Regions from separate parts of the Homo sapiens genome. Here region 2 is linked to region 1. A link is an interaction called in ENCODE POLR2A ChIA-PET data of the cell type or tissue named here. Cell type or tissue: Panc1. All regions are shown on one strand. Links, peaks and the distances in the headings refer to the core of each region. The heading gives the core; the rest is flanking DNA.

The links. ChIA-PET counts read pairs that join two places held together with the same protein. Peaks named below come from ENCODE experiments on the same cell type or tissue, not always from the same donor. Only the 100,000 strongest peaks of a DNase experiment are listed, where the experiment ranks them.
Region 2: POLR2A ChIA-PET joins it to region 1 with 8 read pairs; 2 of 35 experiments call an interaction of 5 or more read pairs at or near these places.

What each region holds. Positions count from the first base shown.
Region 1 is chr10:79,087,247-79,095,246 of GRCh38, reverse strand. All of the region lies in intron 1 of ZMIZ1 (zinc finger MIZ-type containing 1), which reads right to left. Among named protein-coding and RNA genes, the nearest start is that of ZMIZ1, 22 kb to the right of the region's middle. RefSeq lists cis regulatory regions at 1,033-1,533, 1,059-1,562 and enhancers at 3,934-4,433, 4,434-4,935, 5,557-6,543, 6,544-7,530. In Panc1, for the core only: no CTCF peak of the experiment used is centred there; no DNase peak of the experiment used is centred there; H3K4me3 peaks cover 124 bases; H3K27ac peaks cover 1,042 bases.
Region 2 is chr10:78,884,614-78,892,613 of GRCh38, reverse strand. No RefSeq gene overlaps it. Among named protein-coding and RNA genes, the nearest start is that of ZMIZ1-AS1, 180 kb to the left of the region's middle. In Panc1, for the core only: no CTCF peak of the experiment used is centred there; no DNase peak of the experiment used is centred there.

The sequences.
Region 1 (8,000 bases), core at 1,228-6,227:
GTGGCCAGCCCTATGCTGAGCACTAAGTGTACATGAGCATATTTTGTCTTTCCAACAACCTTAATCGTTCCCACTTTCTACCCATGAAAACTGAGGTCCTGAGAGGAAGTCAAATGCCCAAGGTCCCACAAGTGGAAGACACAGGATATGAACCTAGGCTGGTCTGAGAGTCAGAGCTCCTGTAGCCAGCTGGGCAGGGACAGCCCTCTCTGGTCCAAGGGCCCCAGGCCTCTGATCAGCATCCAGCGCCACTGCTTGCTTGCTTTCTCTCTCTCTCTTTTTTTTTTTTTTTCCAGGAGGGGCAGGGTCTTGCTCTGTCACACAGGCTGGACTGCAGTGGCGCAACTGTGGCTCACTACAGCCTCGACCTCCTGGGCTCAAGCAATCTTCTCATCTCAGCCTCCCCAGTAGCTGGGACTAAAGGTGCACACCACCATGCTCAGCTAGTTTTTGTATTTCTGGTAAAGACAGGGTTTCACTGTGTTGCCCAGGCTAGTCTCGAACTCCTGAGCTCAAGCGATCCGCTCACCTTGGCCTCCCAAAGTGCAGGGATTAGAGGCGTGAGCCACTGTGCACCTGGCCTAGCCCCATTGCTTTCTGAAGAAGACAGTGATGCCCAGCGAGGCCTTGGTCTTGTCCAAAATCACTCTGTCATCCCACAGCAGGGCAGGGACAACGGACAGATACATCTACTGTTGACTTCATCTCACTTCATTCTCAAAATAACCTGGGAAGTAAGCAGTACCCATTTCATGGCCAAGGAATCTGGCTCTAGAAAGCCAAAGTAACCGACAGTGGCAGTGTGCGAGAAGGTTTGAACCCAGGCCGCTGAGCTCTGCAGACTGTCTGGCAGCCTCTATGCAATGACCCCAGTTTCCTGAGATCTGGCTCTGGCTCCAGCTCCCTCCGGGTTGCAGGGAGAGCAGAGGCCGCCTTGGCCCCAGCGTTCGTGGCCTTCTGAGTCGCCCGTGGGCTCTGCACCTGGCATGCAATGCCAGCAGCCTCGGTAAACAGGCCCGGCTGCAGCCGGACTCACCCGGCTCGCTTGTGCCGAGGAAGCCAGGTCGGAGGAAGGGTTCCTTGGCATTTCCAGCAGCAGCGCTCTCTTACTCAATTAGGCCCTTTCTGTCCAAAGGGCAGCTGTGACGTGTGGAACAGGTCTGTGGTGTCAATATGAACCCAGCATTGTACAGCTGGGGACATACAATGCCCTCGGTCGACTGTTTATTTATAAATCCACCCAGTGCTCACTGCGGCCTTTACACTCAGCTCTTTCCCAAAATGCAAATTGGCTTCTTCCTGTAAGTCAAACCGACTTGCTCGAGCTGATAAAAATCATCCCAAACGGGCTCTTTTATCTCCCCAATACACAAAGTCCTCTGCACCCACACCTCCTAGAAAGAGGAAGACTGTCTGTCTGCAGAGTGCTTGCGGCAGGGATGGCCCAGAGAGAGGCCCTGAAGAGGCACGCAAGGGCATGGGAGGGTGTGCATAGGGTAGTGGGAGCCAGGATCTAAACTCACAGGCCTGCATTCAAATCCTGCCTAAAACGCCTTCTGGCTCTGTGGCCCTAATCACTCTGAGCACATCACGTACGCATGTGTGTAAAACTGGGATACAGGCCAGGCGTGGTGGCTCACACCTCTCATCCTAGCACTTTGGGAGGCCAAAGTGGGTGGATCACTTGAGGTCAGGAGTTCAAGACCAGCCTGGCCAACATGGTGAAACCCCATCTCTACTAAAAATACAAAAATTACCCAGGCATGGTGGCAGGCGCCTGTAATCCCAGTTACTCGGGAGGCTGAGGCCGGAGAATCGCTTGAACCCAGGAGGCAGGATTGCAGTGAGCTGAGATCACGCTACTGCACTCCAGCCTGGGCAACAGAGTGAGACTCTGTCTCAAAATAAATAAATAAATAAATAAATAAATAAATAAATAAATAAATAAATAAATAAAATAAAACTGGGGTACAGCAGTCCTTCCCGCGTAGGGTTCTTCAGAACAGTAAATGAGATAATGCACATAAACTGCATGGCACAGTGCAGAGAACCTAAAGCATCCCCTGAATATGTGTGTGTGTGTGTGTGTGTGTGTGTGTGTGTGTGTGTGTTGGGGGTGGGGGGGGTGGTAGAAAGAATAATAATTATCTGAAGCTTGGACCTGCCACTCATTCATTCTCTTGCTGGGTACTCTCTGTACCTCAGTTTCCCCCACTGCTCTTTGAACCCCCAGGAACCTCTCTCCTACTGGCTGGTAGCTCAGCCCCTCAACTGCTTGCATTGTATTCAAACGGCTTTGGGGGTGCTGCTTCCGGTACTGTCTCCTCACTATCTCAAGGGCTCTATTATCAGAAAATCAAAATCTGTTCCAAAAGAAAAAAAACAAAATACACCCATCTTACAGAAAAGCGAGCTACCTGACCACCCCTCTGCCAGCTGGTGTCCAGATTTCAAAGAGCCACGAGCATCACTTAAAGGCACATGCCTTGTGCAAGGCTTGCTGGGAGATATCAGGGATCTGATATGGGTTTGTAACCAAGTAGACTAATCAGGGGCCTCCAGGAGTGGGCAGGAAGTGCAAAGAAATGTCAAATGGGCCTAGAAGTCACCAGAGACCAAGAAGCGTACACAGAAACCTCTTGGCCGAGGTTCCAAGGCTTATAAGGAGGTGTTGCGATGCTACTGTGACAACAGGTATGGGGCTCTGCCCACAGGGGGACACCCCTAGCCGCAGCCCAAGCCTGGGTCTCCTAGCACAACAACAGCCACACTGCGTGCAGCGAGGCTTAGGTTATCAGCACGGATCCATTTATGGAGGAGAACGCCAAGGCCTGGAAGAGGGAGGTGACTGACCCAAGATCACATGGCTTGTTGGTAATGAAACCCAGGTCCTAGGGTCACCCCCAATCTGGAGAACAGAGGGAAGCCAGCAGCCATGAAATGGCCATGCCATGGCAGCCACCAGTTTTCCAGAAGGGGATGAGAACAGGCAATGTCAGTTCACAAAGAACTTCCCCTCCCTGTGTCTCCAGCACTCCTCACAGCAGCAGGCAGACAGGCTGGGTGGAGTTGCAGAATCTCCCCATTTTGCAGGTTGAGGACAGAGGCACAGGAGTAGCCAGACCAAGCCTGCACCCAGATCTTCAGAAGCCCCAGCTGCTGCTGCCACCTCCTCTCCCACTCAGCATGGAGCGGGGCTGGTGGGAACAGCACCAGCCCCTAAGCCCTGCCCCATCCCACCCAGTACAGGGAGCCTGGTTGGTCCTGAAGTACACCTCAGGGACTCCACTCACCTGCCTAATTAATAGGCTCAGGTCTCCTCCAACCCAGGTGGCTCCCTGTCACTAAATCTCCTAAAACACTGCTCTGTCCTCACCCAGTCTGTCACACACCTCTCCCTCCCCACTTCTAGAATAAGTGTTCCCTCCTAACCCTGGCTTCCTTCTGGGGTCCCAGCCATCCCTAGAAACTTGGCCTCTGTTCTTCCCCTAAAGTCCATGGGTGCTGGCTGAGCTGCCCCAGCACCCCCACAGGCACACCTCCCTTCCTTTGGTCATGCCGGTTCCACCGCCCAGAAGTACCTTTCCTCCCGCTCCTTGCCTTGTTCTAGCTAAAGCCTCTCCATCCTCAGTGCAGCCCTTAAATGCCCCCTCCTCCAGGAGGCCCCTCCCCACCGACCACTCTAGCTCATTCTCATCTCACTCCTTGGAACTTATTAGCCGATTTCTCTGAAGCTTTCAGTACTCCTTGCAGCTATTCTGCTGAGTAGCCAAGGTTGTTTCCAATGCAGACTGTGAAACTCCTTGAGGTCAGGGTCTGAGGACTCTTGTTTGGCCATCCTTCTAATGGAGAAATATTGCCTTAGCCTGTGCCGTTATGGCCCCCGTGCTAGGGGATAAGAGACAAGGCTCTGGCTTTGCAGAACAGCTCGAGTCTAGAAATAGGCCAATAAATAGGCAGTTGCCCACATAAATACATATACCTACTTATGTACTCACAAAATTTTAAAATTTTAAGTTAAAAAAAAGAGGCAGCTGCCATTGCACATCATGGTGGCTTGAACAGGGAAAGCAAAGAGGGCTGTGGAAATGAATGTCACCCAGTCCAGCTTCCCCAAAGCACAGGACCCTCCCCTAGAAGATGCTGGAGAAGGTCTCTTGGTAGACTGAAATTGCTGCAAGAGATTAATTCATCTGGGCTCAAGACAGCAGAGGTCTAGGTGGGGAGTGGTGGAAGCAGGACAGGTGAGTGTGAGCCCCCCAAGGCGGGGCCCTCTATTGGCACAGACGGGCAGAGGACAGCCCTGGAACCCCAGCAATAGGGAGGAAGCCCTTGACCTGGCGATGAGGCCAGTGTATCCCGATGGAAAAGGCAGCAAGACCTAAGGCTGTCAAACCCGGCATGGCCCAGCTGGGCAGTCTGGCCCTGGGCACATACATCCCTGGCTTCTCAAAGTGGGCACCCCCCAAACCTCAGCTCCCACAATGCACATCAGCCTTGTGGGTGAGCATCTTTTCACTCTGGTTTTGTGAGCAGGCTGCTCCAGATGGACCCGTGAAAGGAAACGCACCGCTGCACACTGCTGGCTCTTGGCCTAGTAGTCCCAGCCACTATCTGCAACTCTCAACATCTCAGCACATGGCTTCATTGTTCTTGCACCTCAAAGCCTTCTCTGGAGAAGGACACAGATTTCTGGAGAAATAAATAAACGGGATCCCACATGCCAGTAGGGTGACTGTGACCACATTCCCACCTCCAGCTTCCTGTCACCAGTCCCCTACCCCACCAGCCCCACACCCTGAGAGGGGGCAGAAGGTCCTTCTCTCCCTCCAAGTATGTCTCCTCTTCCAAACGGGGTCTCCTTGTGGGTCTTGAGCAATCTTGCCACAGCCACAGGGGGCCTCCAGGTCCCCATGGGGGATGAGAAAAAAAACCCTCCAAGTCCCATGCCCAGGCTCGGTTGCTTTCAGCAACTTCCCTCCCCACTGCTCAGGGGCACCACAAAACACTAAGCACCCCAGGCACTGCACCTGGGAGTCCCTCCCTCTCCAGGGATTGTTTTCCCACCTGTAAAATGGGGCAGCTAAACTCAATGACAGCAAGCTGTCTCCTGGGTCCCCACTTACATTCTAACTGAGCCTTAAGACACAGCAGTAGGGTCATTCAGAAGGGAGGTGAGGGAAAGAAGGCAGGATGAGGGAGAGGTGGGGTTGTCCCTGGTTGCAGAAGCCTTAAAAGCTGGTAAAAGGCTTAATCCTGCATAATGATTTACAAAGTGACAAGTAAAATAGATTTACCGTGACAGCTTGAAAGGAGAGCCACAGAAATAAAATTACACTCCGGCGCATCCCGTCTCTCTACAACCTGTCCCCTCCCTTCCGAAAGCCAGGAGCTTGTAAGGGCACACATGGACATGTGCCTGGGTAAAAAGGGAGCAGGTGGCCTGAGGGGTAGGGGGTGGGGGTCTGGGGAGTGGGAGAGGGACAAAGGAGGTGGTAGGACTGGCCCTGCCCAGGAAGGCTGTCCCAGGTGCGGCCAATAGGGTCTTGCTCATGCTCACGGAGGTGGTGATCTCAGTGGCCCTCGGAACTGACACATCCTCCCTGGGATTTTGTCTTCAGGGAGCATGCAGCAGGCACCTCAAGTGCTCCCTGCACCCAGAACCCCTAATTTCTACCTGACTCCTCTGATCCAACACAGCAGTCCCAGTACCCCTCCGGGTTTTCAGGGCCCAGGGAGAGGGGTCCAGTGCTTCTGTCGGAAGGAGGCAAAGACTTCAATTGTACCAGACCAAAACCAAACTAGAGCAAACCGGAGAAGGCACAAAACACCCTGAGCTGAGTTCATCTCGTAGAAGGAAAGTGAGCCGGATGGATGGGGAGCACCTCGTGTTGTTGATGCCACTCTTCCACAATTTGTGTTTGCACAAGAGCCAAGGGCTTTTTCCTTCACTGATGTGGGGCCCACTTGGCTCCATCTGGGTGGGGAGAAGGATCTGACATGCGGAGGCTCCGGCCGTGGACCACGGAGAACCTCTCCTCCATGGGAATGAACCCCACCAGTTGCTTCGGGCTCTGAGGCTACGTGTCCACCTCCCCAAGTGTGGCACCAGCCCAGGTACCTGCTCAGCGCTGTCCTGTCGGAGGGGCAGGGGCAGACAACCATGTCCACAGGATACTCGTTTGTACAAACAGCCACGGACCAGAAAAGAAAAATCAAGCTGTGGCCTCACGTAGGGAGTAGAAGACCTGATTCCCTGAGCAGCTGTGGAGGCTGAACAAGTTCAGCACTCTGAACTCCAGCTTCCTCCTCTGCAAAATGGGATAATACCACCCACTTCAGAGGGGTGCTGCGACAGTCTCCAGACCCCAAAGTACCATGCCTGGTGCAGGAAGGATGTTCCCAAGGATGTGAGCTTTGCCTGGGGGAGCAAGGACTGAAATGCATTTGCAGTGGGGACCGCTAAATGGAAGCTCTGGTCTCAGACCTGGCTTAGGAAACGCACCTGCTCACAGCCCACCCACCTTCCCCAAGTCCCAGAAAGCAGCCAGCATTGCAGCAGATAAAAGATCTCAGAGTCGGAACAGTAGTCCTGGCCCAGGGACCCCTAAGCCTCCTTGCAGCCTCTGCTTAAAGCCTGTAGGGGCCGAGTCCCAGGGAAGGTTGGTGAAGGTTCCCATGTGTCCCTCTCTGTCACCCTCTCACTGGCAACTCCCGGCTCGACAAAATGCTGTCCTGCACCTTTAACCGAAAGAACCCAGGGCCGTGCCTAGGCAGGCCTGAACACCCATGTTTACCCAGCAGAAGGGTGGCCCTCCCCCAGCACCATGGCAAGCTGGAGCTCATTTGCCCACAGACTCGCCTGGTGCACAGGCAGTGCATATGAGGCCCCAGCCCCTGGCCCTGCCCAGGGAGTTTTGCCCAAGAAGCCTTGTGGCCTGGCCCAGGCTGCTGTTGCCGAGCCAATTCTCCCAGGAAGCCAAGCCTGGGCAGCGGCAATGCAGGCACAGCAAGCTCACAGGTATCCTCAGACCCAGTAGCTTTGGGCAAAACAACCTGACCCACAAAGCGCTCCTGGGAGCCTGGCATGGCCCAGCCATCTCTCTGGCTTTGGCTGGCAGGGGAAAGGGCAAAAGAAGGGGCCAGGGGTCAGACCATGCACATGGTCCACATCACAAAGCCGACCAGCTCTGGGAAAGGGTAGCCACCATGTGTTATTCAACTTGCAGGGAGCGCACTGGAATGTTTGCTAGATCCAAGCTGGTGCTGCTGGGTGACAGGGAGCCAGAGCCTGGTGGTGGCTGTGGTATTCTAAAGGTAGCTGCGATCCTGCCAAGCAAGGGCTGCAACACTGGTCAGGAAACAGTGCCTGGGGAACCGGGGCAAGGGGAGGACCAATCCGCTTGACCTAGCTGGTGCATGAGGGCAAGCTGAGGCTTGGGCAGAGTTTGCAGGATGCCTAGGAGTTCTCCAGGCAGACAGAGCAGAGAGGAACACAACGTGCAAAGCACACACAAGTGAAAGTTCATCTGGGGCCAGAGAATGAAGGGCACTGAATTTCAGATTGTAGATCGTAGAGAGGCACGAAGGAGTTTTAAGTAGAGTGGAAGAGGTGATAGATCAGGGGTGCCTTTTATTCAGGTTCACACTGGTAGCCAAGTGAAGGGGCGATGGAAAAGGGGAAGCTGGAGGTAGACACCTGAGGGAGAAGGTTGCTGCCTGGGGATGTAGACAGGAGAGGTGGCTGGAGAAACATCCAGAAGGTGGAGTCCAAAGACATCAGTTCCCTGACTACATACTCCCATAAGCCATGCTCTGGGCAGGGGAATGGGGACATGGACACCCAATGTCACGGGGTACAGCCCTGGGGAAGGAGTCAAAATGACTTCCCAATTTCAGCCAGGACCATGGGACAATGTCAGCCTACTCCTAATCCAAGGTGGCTTTATGAGAATTAGAACCAGGCTCCCCTTCCTCCAACACTTTACCATCACCTGCCA
Region 2 (8,000 bases), core at 1,463-6,462, 200 kb after region 1:
CAGGAAAGCCCACTCTACAGGGTTCTCAGCTGCTCAAGCACGTGGGCGAGCATGTGGGCGGGCATGTGGGTGGGCATGTGGGTGGGCCATGGCTCTCCAGAGCTGACTTGCATGTGCATAGAAGTCAGAGGTGGAAATGAGGAAGACAGCTTTGGGCAAGATGACCTCGGAGGCCCAGAGAGGTTAATTGACCTGCCAAGGGTGGTGTAGCTGGTTGGGTGACCTGGGTTAGACTCTCCTTCCCCAGGTCCTTTCCACACTTGACCCTGAATTAATCCACTCACCTTCCACTGCCCTCTCACCACTGTGAGACAGTGCAGAGCTCACAGGTCATGGGTTTCACTGTATCAGCTACTGCTCCTGGCAGAATCACTCTGTTTTTGTGTGGCTGTTGCCTTTCTGAGGAGACCATAAGCACAGGGTAATGGGGGAAGACCTGGCTTTTGTGACCTTCACTGAGCTGCTCCCGCTCTGAGGGCCTGCTTCCTCTTCTGAAAACTGAAGCGGGGAATGCCATCATTTTTCAGGGCATTGCTGCAAGGTGGAAAGGAGGTGCCATATCAGTGCTCAGCAAAGTTCTTCCTGGAAATAACCTTCCTCTAAGAAAAAGTTACTACTTCCTACAAGTTCTGCAGGGACTGGTGAGCTAAGCTCTATGTTCTAAAAGTATGGTCCCCAGGCCAGCAGCCAGAGCATCATATGGGGACTTGTTAAAATGGAAATCTCAAGCCCCTTCCCATACCTATGGAATCAAAAACTCTGAAGGTGGGGCCCAACAATCTGTATTGTAGCAAGCCCTCCAGGCGATTCTCATGCCTCCTAAGTTTGAGAGCCCATGGCTAGGCATTCCATTTCTATGGGCTCAGAGGAGAGAAAGACCACTGTGGACTGGGGTGTGTGGTCCAGGAAGGCTTCCCAGGGTTGATGACATTAGAAAGGAGCAGTTGAGTAGCAAGTTGAAGCTGGGTGATGAAGAGGCATTTGGGTGTGAGGAACAGTACACAGGAGAGGAAATGTTGAAGGCAGATTTGCCAAAGCCTCCCCTGCTCCCACCAATGCCCACAAGACTGTCAGAATAATCACCAAGGCTATGATTGGGATTCAGATTTGATCTTGATGGGGTTATAATAAATGCTACATCTGAATTGGGTCATAAAGGCAAAATCAGGGCCAGATGACCATCCATTCATCCATCCATCCATCCATCCATCAATACATCCATACATCCGTCCATCCAATGCCTATCTGTCCATCTGTTCAGCTATCCATTCATCCATACATCCAATGTCCATCTATCCATCTGTTCATCTATCCATCCATATATTCATTTATCCATTCATCCATCCATCCATCCATCCATCCATTCTTTCTTTCTATCAAAATTTACTGAGCCTTTACTCTGTGTCAAGCATTAAGCTATGCTCTTGGCTTGCAGAGATGAAACAACCAGAGATACCAACTTGTGTGCTTTGATAACTTAAACAATTGAGTAATAGGAAAAATCTGCTTAAAAAAATAAAAAAACTTCCACCGAACTTTACTATCTAAAGTATTAGATTTAAAATGTCTGGGTGGCATGAAATAGAAACAATACTTAAATTTCAAGTCTGGTCCTGTCTTTGAGGTGCTTGTAAGACTGGGTGTAGGAATGAGACATGTCAAGAGTGGAACATCACCCAGGGGAGGGGCACAAATAACCGGACTCATTTGTTTGCTTGTGGAGCTTCCCACCTCTCCTTCTTATCTATTTTCTGATTTAATCCTGGAAACAATACTGTGAAGTCTGAGGAAATTCAGACTCAGAATTTAAATGACTTGCCTCGAGTTACAAAGGAAATGAGTTAAGGAGCCATCATGAAACCTGAATGTTCAGGTCCTTCCAAATCCTGAGCTCCGCCCCTCTGGCTGCTACCCAAAGGAGTGAAGTATCAGGTCCTGTGTTCCCTGGGTCCTATTTTGGGCAAGGTGGGCCCCTTCTGGGATGCCTAGGCTGCTCACTCCACCCATGTGAAAAGATAATTGTGGAGCCATGTCTAACCCAGAAAGCAACTCAGGAATCACAAGATCCATTTCCAAAGAAAAGTCATCCATTTTCCAAGCACAGGCCGCTGGAGGGAACTGGGAGACACTGGCCCTAGCGCCAAGCCTGGCTCTGACATCAGAATAAGAAACCACCCAGCTTCCCAACACCTATCAATTCCCAAGAATTTAACGCCTTACCCATGCTAGCAGGTCACTGTGAAAAAAAAAAAACCACAACAAACCACACACACTGGTAGTAAAAATGTGGCTCTTTGAACAATATTAAAACACTTCAGTAACCTTTCATATAGAATTAATTAACATAAAACCCAGCATCCTCATTGCTGCAGAGTCCTAAAGTGGTTGCCAGAATTTAATTAGACTTAACCTTTTTTCCTACACCAGTACCGCTTTATAATAACTGCAAATCATTATTAATTCCTTTGGTGTTCACTGTAATAACATTAATCATGATGAACTTCTTTCTGTAGTAATGTGTATGTAATATGTAATTCCATAGCAATTTAGTATTAGTTAAAGCTAAATTGAAATTAATTTCACAAAAAGATACTATTTGTTATTGGATACTGTGTATTCAGAAAATAATATTTTAGGGCAATTTATATTAAGGTGGCCAGATTAGGAGGCATTTGGCAATCTGCTGAAAGTTCCCAGGCAGAACTATTTGCTTCTGATTACTGGAGCATATCTGATTGCTGGCATCTCGTATCCCAAGGTACTTGAAATATCAAACCAGAAAATGGGGAGGCTATTATGGGATGGTCTTTTGAGATCCGGTACCTTATCCATCTGAAGGCACAGCGTTGGACAAGAAGCTGCCTTCGAGTCGTTTCCAGATCCCGAGCCTATGATTTATTATGCCAGATCTCAGGGTCCTGGTCACTTCTCGGGCCTCTCCCAGGCTTAGTCTTCTCTTCTGTGCAATGGTTATATTGTCCTTTCATGGTGGTCTTCAGGATCTCCAAAGGTGTGATAAATTGAGAGTGACTTGAAAAATAAGAATAGCTGAGAACATACATGATTCTAGAAAGGAGAAACAATGACCTGTGTGTGTCTTATTTTGGTTTTTTGTCTTGTTTATTTTTATGGTGAAGTGTTTGCAAATAGAGGTGCTGGGAAGGTAAAGTAAGGGTTTTTAAAGACATCAAGTATATTTGTCACTAATTTTCAGAAGCCACCTTGTCCCAGCTCTGCCCTTCACTGAATCTTTCCAGACATACCTGTGTCACAACCTCCGGGGGACTTTCCTCTTTCATTCATCCTTTCATCTCACTGTGCTGCAGTTAGACACACAAAGAAGAACAAGACAGAACTCTGCCTTCAAGAAGCTGGTGGTCCAGGGCACAGTGACTAGAGACGGATAACTAAAGAATATTATAATGAGGGTAGTAGAGATGCGCTCTGGTCAGGAGTGATATTACAAATAAATAACAGCAGGTAAGGCACAGGTTGTGACCAATCAATGCATCAGGGGGCTTCCAGGTGCACACTAGCTGGACACCAGCAGGCAGAAGATGATGAATCCCAGGAGAAAGTCCTCTAGCCTGGTGTACAGGTAGGTGGTATTCAGGGAAGCCTCCCTAGAGGACAGAGCCTTAGGCTAAAGTGGACTTTGGCCAAGACTGGGGAATAGCTGGGGCAAAGCTCAGAGACAAGAGGCAACCTGATGTGTAGGAGACAGTAACTATGAGCAGATTGCCCTTGTGAGGGATCCAGTGTCCCCAGCAGGATGGGACAGCCTCACTACTGCTGTGTGTGGGGTCATCTCTAAGGGCTTACTAAGCACTGGGAAGTGAGGACATTAAAAGCTAAGGGTGGGGCCGGGCGCAGTGGCTCACACCTGTAATCCCAGCACTTTGGGAGGCCAAGGTTGGCAGATAACTTGAGGCCAGCAGTTCGAGACCAGCCTGACCAACACAGCGAAACCCTGTCTCTACTAAAAATACAAAAAAATTAGCCAGGCATGGTAGCACATGACTGTAATCCTAGCTACTTGGGAGGCTGAGGCACGAGAATTGCTTGAACTCAGGAGGTGGAAGTTGCAGCAAGCCAAGATCGTGCCACTGCATTCCAGCCGGGTGATGGAGTGAGACCCTGTCTCAAGAAAAAAACAACAACAACAAAAAAAAACAATTAAGGGTGGGGTGGGGGGAATGCAATGGAGCAGGGACATTGCTTTTTTTTTTCTTTGTTTTGAGCATTAGAAAAATGACCTCACTATTATGAAAGGAGTAATATATGCCACATAAAAATTAAACACTTATGTCTGGAAATAGATATCATAAGCAAAGTCAAAAGACATATGATAGATGTTGGAAGTAGAGATTTATAACATATATTACAAAAAATTGATAGCCTTTCTCTAGAAGAAGCTTTTTACAAATTGATTGGAAAAAGACAAATAACCTAGGCGCTAAATGGACAAGGGAAAGCCTCAAATAACCAATAACTTGGAAAAAAAAAAGCCATCATAACAAATAATCAAGGAAATTAAAATTAAAATAACAAAATATCAGTTTTTAAACCACATGGACAAAAATCTAAAAGTGTTGGTAGCATTCATTCCTGTTGAGGGAAAGTGTGCACTCTTATACATGCTGGGTAGATGTGTAATTAGGGCACAATCTTTTCACTATTAACATTTAAGTGTTTAAAAAACCTGAGTGTTCATGTACAAGGATATGTTTAAAAATAGCTTTATAGAGATAAAATTGACATACAATTATAATCAAAAAGCCTGTTTTTAGAAATCTAGATTTTGCAAATCTTACATCAGGAAATCATGATGTAAGAAAGTGAGGTAAGATGTTTAAAAAACCTGAATGTTCGTGTATAAGGGCATGTTTAAATAAAAAGTACACCCAGCTATGAAATATTAATCAGTGACTTTGAAGGATGCCTGGGGTAATTTTATTAGATGAGTAAAGCAGAATATTCACTTTAAACCCATTGATGTTAAAAAAAACATAAAACATGCTCATTATAAAGAATTCAAGAAATTAAAAAGACTACTAAGAAAAAGATAATCCCCACAAGATGTGATCCCCAGAAATCAACCCATATGCATATCCTGATAGAAGTCTATATAGACACGAACATATAGGTGGAGTTATATAACCTGAGATACTTAATATAAAGTTTTAAAATTAAATTTTATTTTCACTTAAAGGAAGAAAAAGAAACTAAAGTGAAATGGAAGGAATGATCTATTTAGATAAATATTTCTTCAGCACAAGATGGTATTATTTTCTAACAGATTCCCTCTAAGGGATTACAGAAAATATGAGGAGGTTGGAGCCAGTAGCCAGTTTTAAATGACATATTTTAAATTTATACAGTATTTATTGATGTCCTGCTCAGAAAGATGAGGACAGCACCCCTACACTTCTCCCATCTCTCTCTTCTCATTGCTGATGTTGTTACTTATATTATTATTTTTACATTTTAGACTGTATAACATCTCTATCTCTTCTGTAGGCACAATTATGTCTGTTTTTAAGTCTTAGGGAAAAATTTAATAGACTCAGCTTAAAACTAGTCCTTCTCATCCACAGCTTCCTTCACTAGACCCATGTAAAGTTTGTTTCGATGTATCTGTTAGTTGACTGATGTATTGGTCAGAGTTTGATTCCACTGTGTCTAACAACAACAAATGGTGGCTTCAGCCAAATAAAAGCTTATTTCTTTTTCCCATAAAATAAGTTTGGAGGTAGCAGTCTAGGGAAGGTTTGGAAGATCCACAAAATCACCTGACAGTCTAATTCCTTTTAGTTAACTTCTCTACCAACGTTTGGTTCAGGCTTTGTTCTCATGGTTTAAGATGGATGGTGCTAAAACTCTACCCATCCCATCTGCCTTGTAGGCAACAGGATGGATGAAAGCTTCCTTCCTTTTAATTAGACTTCCTGCTGGTGGCATACATAACTTCTGCTTACACACCATTGGCTAAGACTTCATTACTTGACCATAGCTAATTGCAAGGGAGGCTATGGAAGGTGGTCTTATAGGTGGGTGAGAATGAGCCCAGGAAAATATCAGAGTTCTTGTGACTGAAGAAGAAGGAAACACCCACTGGGGGGACAATAGTCTCTACCACTGAATTTCTACCACTACTAGCTGAATTTCATCAACAAATAGCTTTTCTGCAAGAGATCATGAGTACTATAATTCCTTCAATTTTTTCATATGTAGAGATATCTTTCAGTGGCCTCTATTCTTGAATGACATCTTGGCTGGGTATAATAATATTGGTATACATTTTCTTTCCATCAGAATTTTGAATATATTCCTCCACTGTCTTCTGGAATTGTTACCAAAGATTCTGAGTACAGCTTGGTTTACTGATCACTTCCTTTTCTACTCTGACTCCTGAAGAGTTATTTCCTTGTTCTTAAAGTTCAACAGTATTACTAGGTTATGTCTTGATGTTGATTTTTCTGTACCATCTCCCTGCCTCCCATTCCCAAGCCCCTTGGGAACAGTGTGCTTTTTAATCAGCAAATCCCATTATTTCTCTTTTCATGAATTTAAGATTTCTATCTTTATTATATTTCTGTTTCATCTATTATGCTTTCTAGTATGAAAGCATCAGTTATTTTAATAGAAGGTCAATTTTGTCCTCCAAATCCATGAACATCCCACTATGTTCTTTGACCTTCTTGTGTTTGTCCTGTGCCTTCACTGTGCTCATCTGCAGCAGAGGTGTCGCATAGGGACGTGAGGGCTGTGGGCTGTGTAACCCCAGTGTGCTCTGTTCACATTAGGGGCTAAGATGATGTGAATGGGGCTCCCTGGTGTTGTACAACTTGGTGGCATATTTTCAAATCTTTCCCTGACCTCAGGAATTAATTTTTCATCTATGTTTATTACGTTCTTAATTTTTTATGATTTATTTATTGATTCACTAACATTATTATATTGTTTGCTCTCATTTTGTTTTGTTGGCTCTGGAGCTCCCTTTTCCTATTGCTCTTTGCTTTTAAAAATAGCTTTATAGAGATATAATTGACATACAAACAGCTGTATGGATTTAAAGTGACAAATTGATAAACTTTGGCATACGAATACCTCATAAAAACAATAAATCAATTGATGTAATGAACATATGCAGTGCTCCCCAAAGTCTCCTTGTGCTTCCTGATAATCCCGCCTTCTTGCTCCTCCCTTCCACTAGCCCTCCCCTCAGGCAACCGTGAATCTGATTTCTGTTACTATAGGTTAGAGTTTTATAGAAATGGAATTATTCTCTTCCCCCATCACCACCCCCAATCACGTACATATAGTTGGTGGAGGGAGGTCTGGCTTCTTTCACTGAGCATAATTATTTTGAGATTCATCCATGTTACTGTGTGTTTCAATAATTCATCCCTTTTTTATTTTTTGAGGCGGAGTTTCGCTCTTGTTGGCTGGAGTGCAATGGCGCAATCTCAGCTCACCGCAACCTCCACCTCCTGGGTTCAAGTGATTCTCCTGCCTCAGCCTCCTGAGTAGCTGGGATTACAGGCATGTGCCTCCACACCCAGCTAATTATTTTATATTTTTAATAGAGACGGGGTTTCTCCAAATTGGTCAGGCTGGTCTCAAACTCCTGACGTCAGGTGATCCACCCACCTCAGCCTCCTAAAGAGCTGGGATTAGAGGCATGAGCCACCACACCCAGCCTCATCCCTCTTTATTGCTAAATAGTATTCCATCATATGGATATACCACAATTTGCTTATATATTCACCTGTTGGTGGACATTTGGATTGTTTATAATTTTGGGTTATTATAAGTAAAATTGCTGCAAACTTTAATGTATAATTATTTGTATGGATATAAAGTTTCACTTCCCCTGGGAAACGCCTAGGAGTGGAATGGCTAGGTCATATAGTGGATATATATTTAACTTTTCTAAGAAACTTCCAAACTGTTTTTAAAAGTGGAAGTACCATTTTACCTTCCTACTGGTAGCGTTT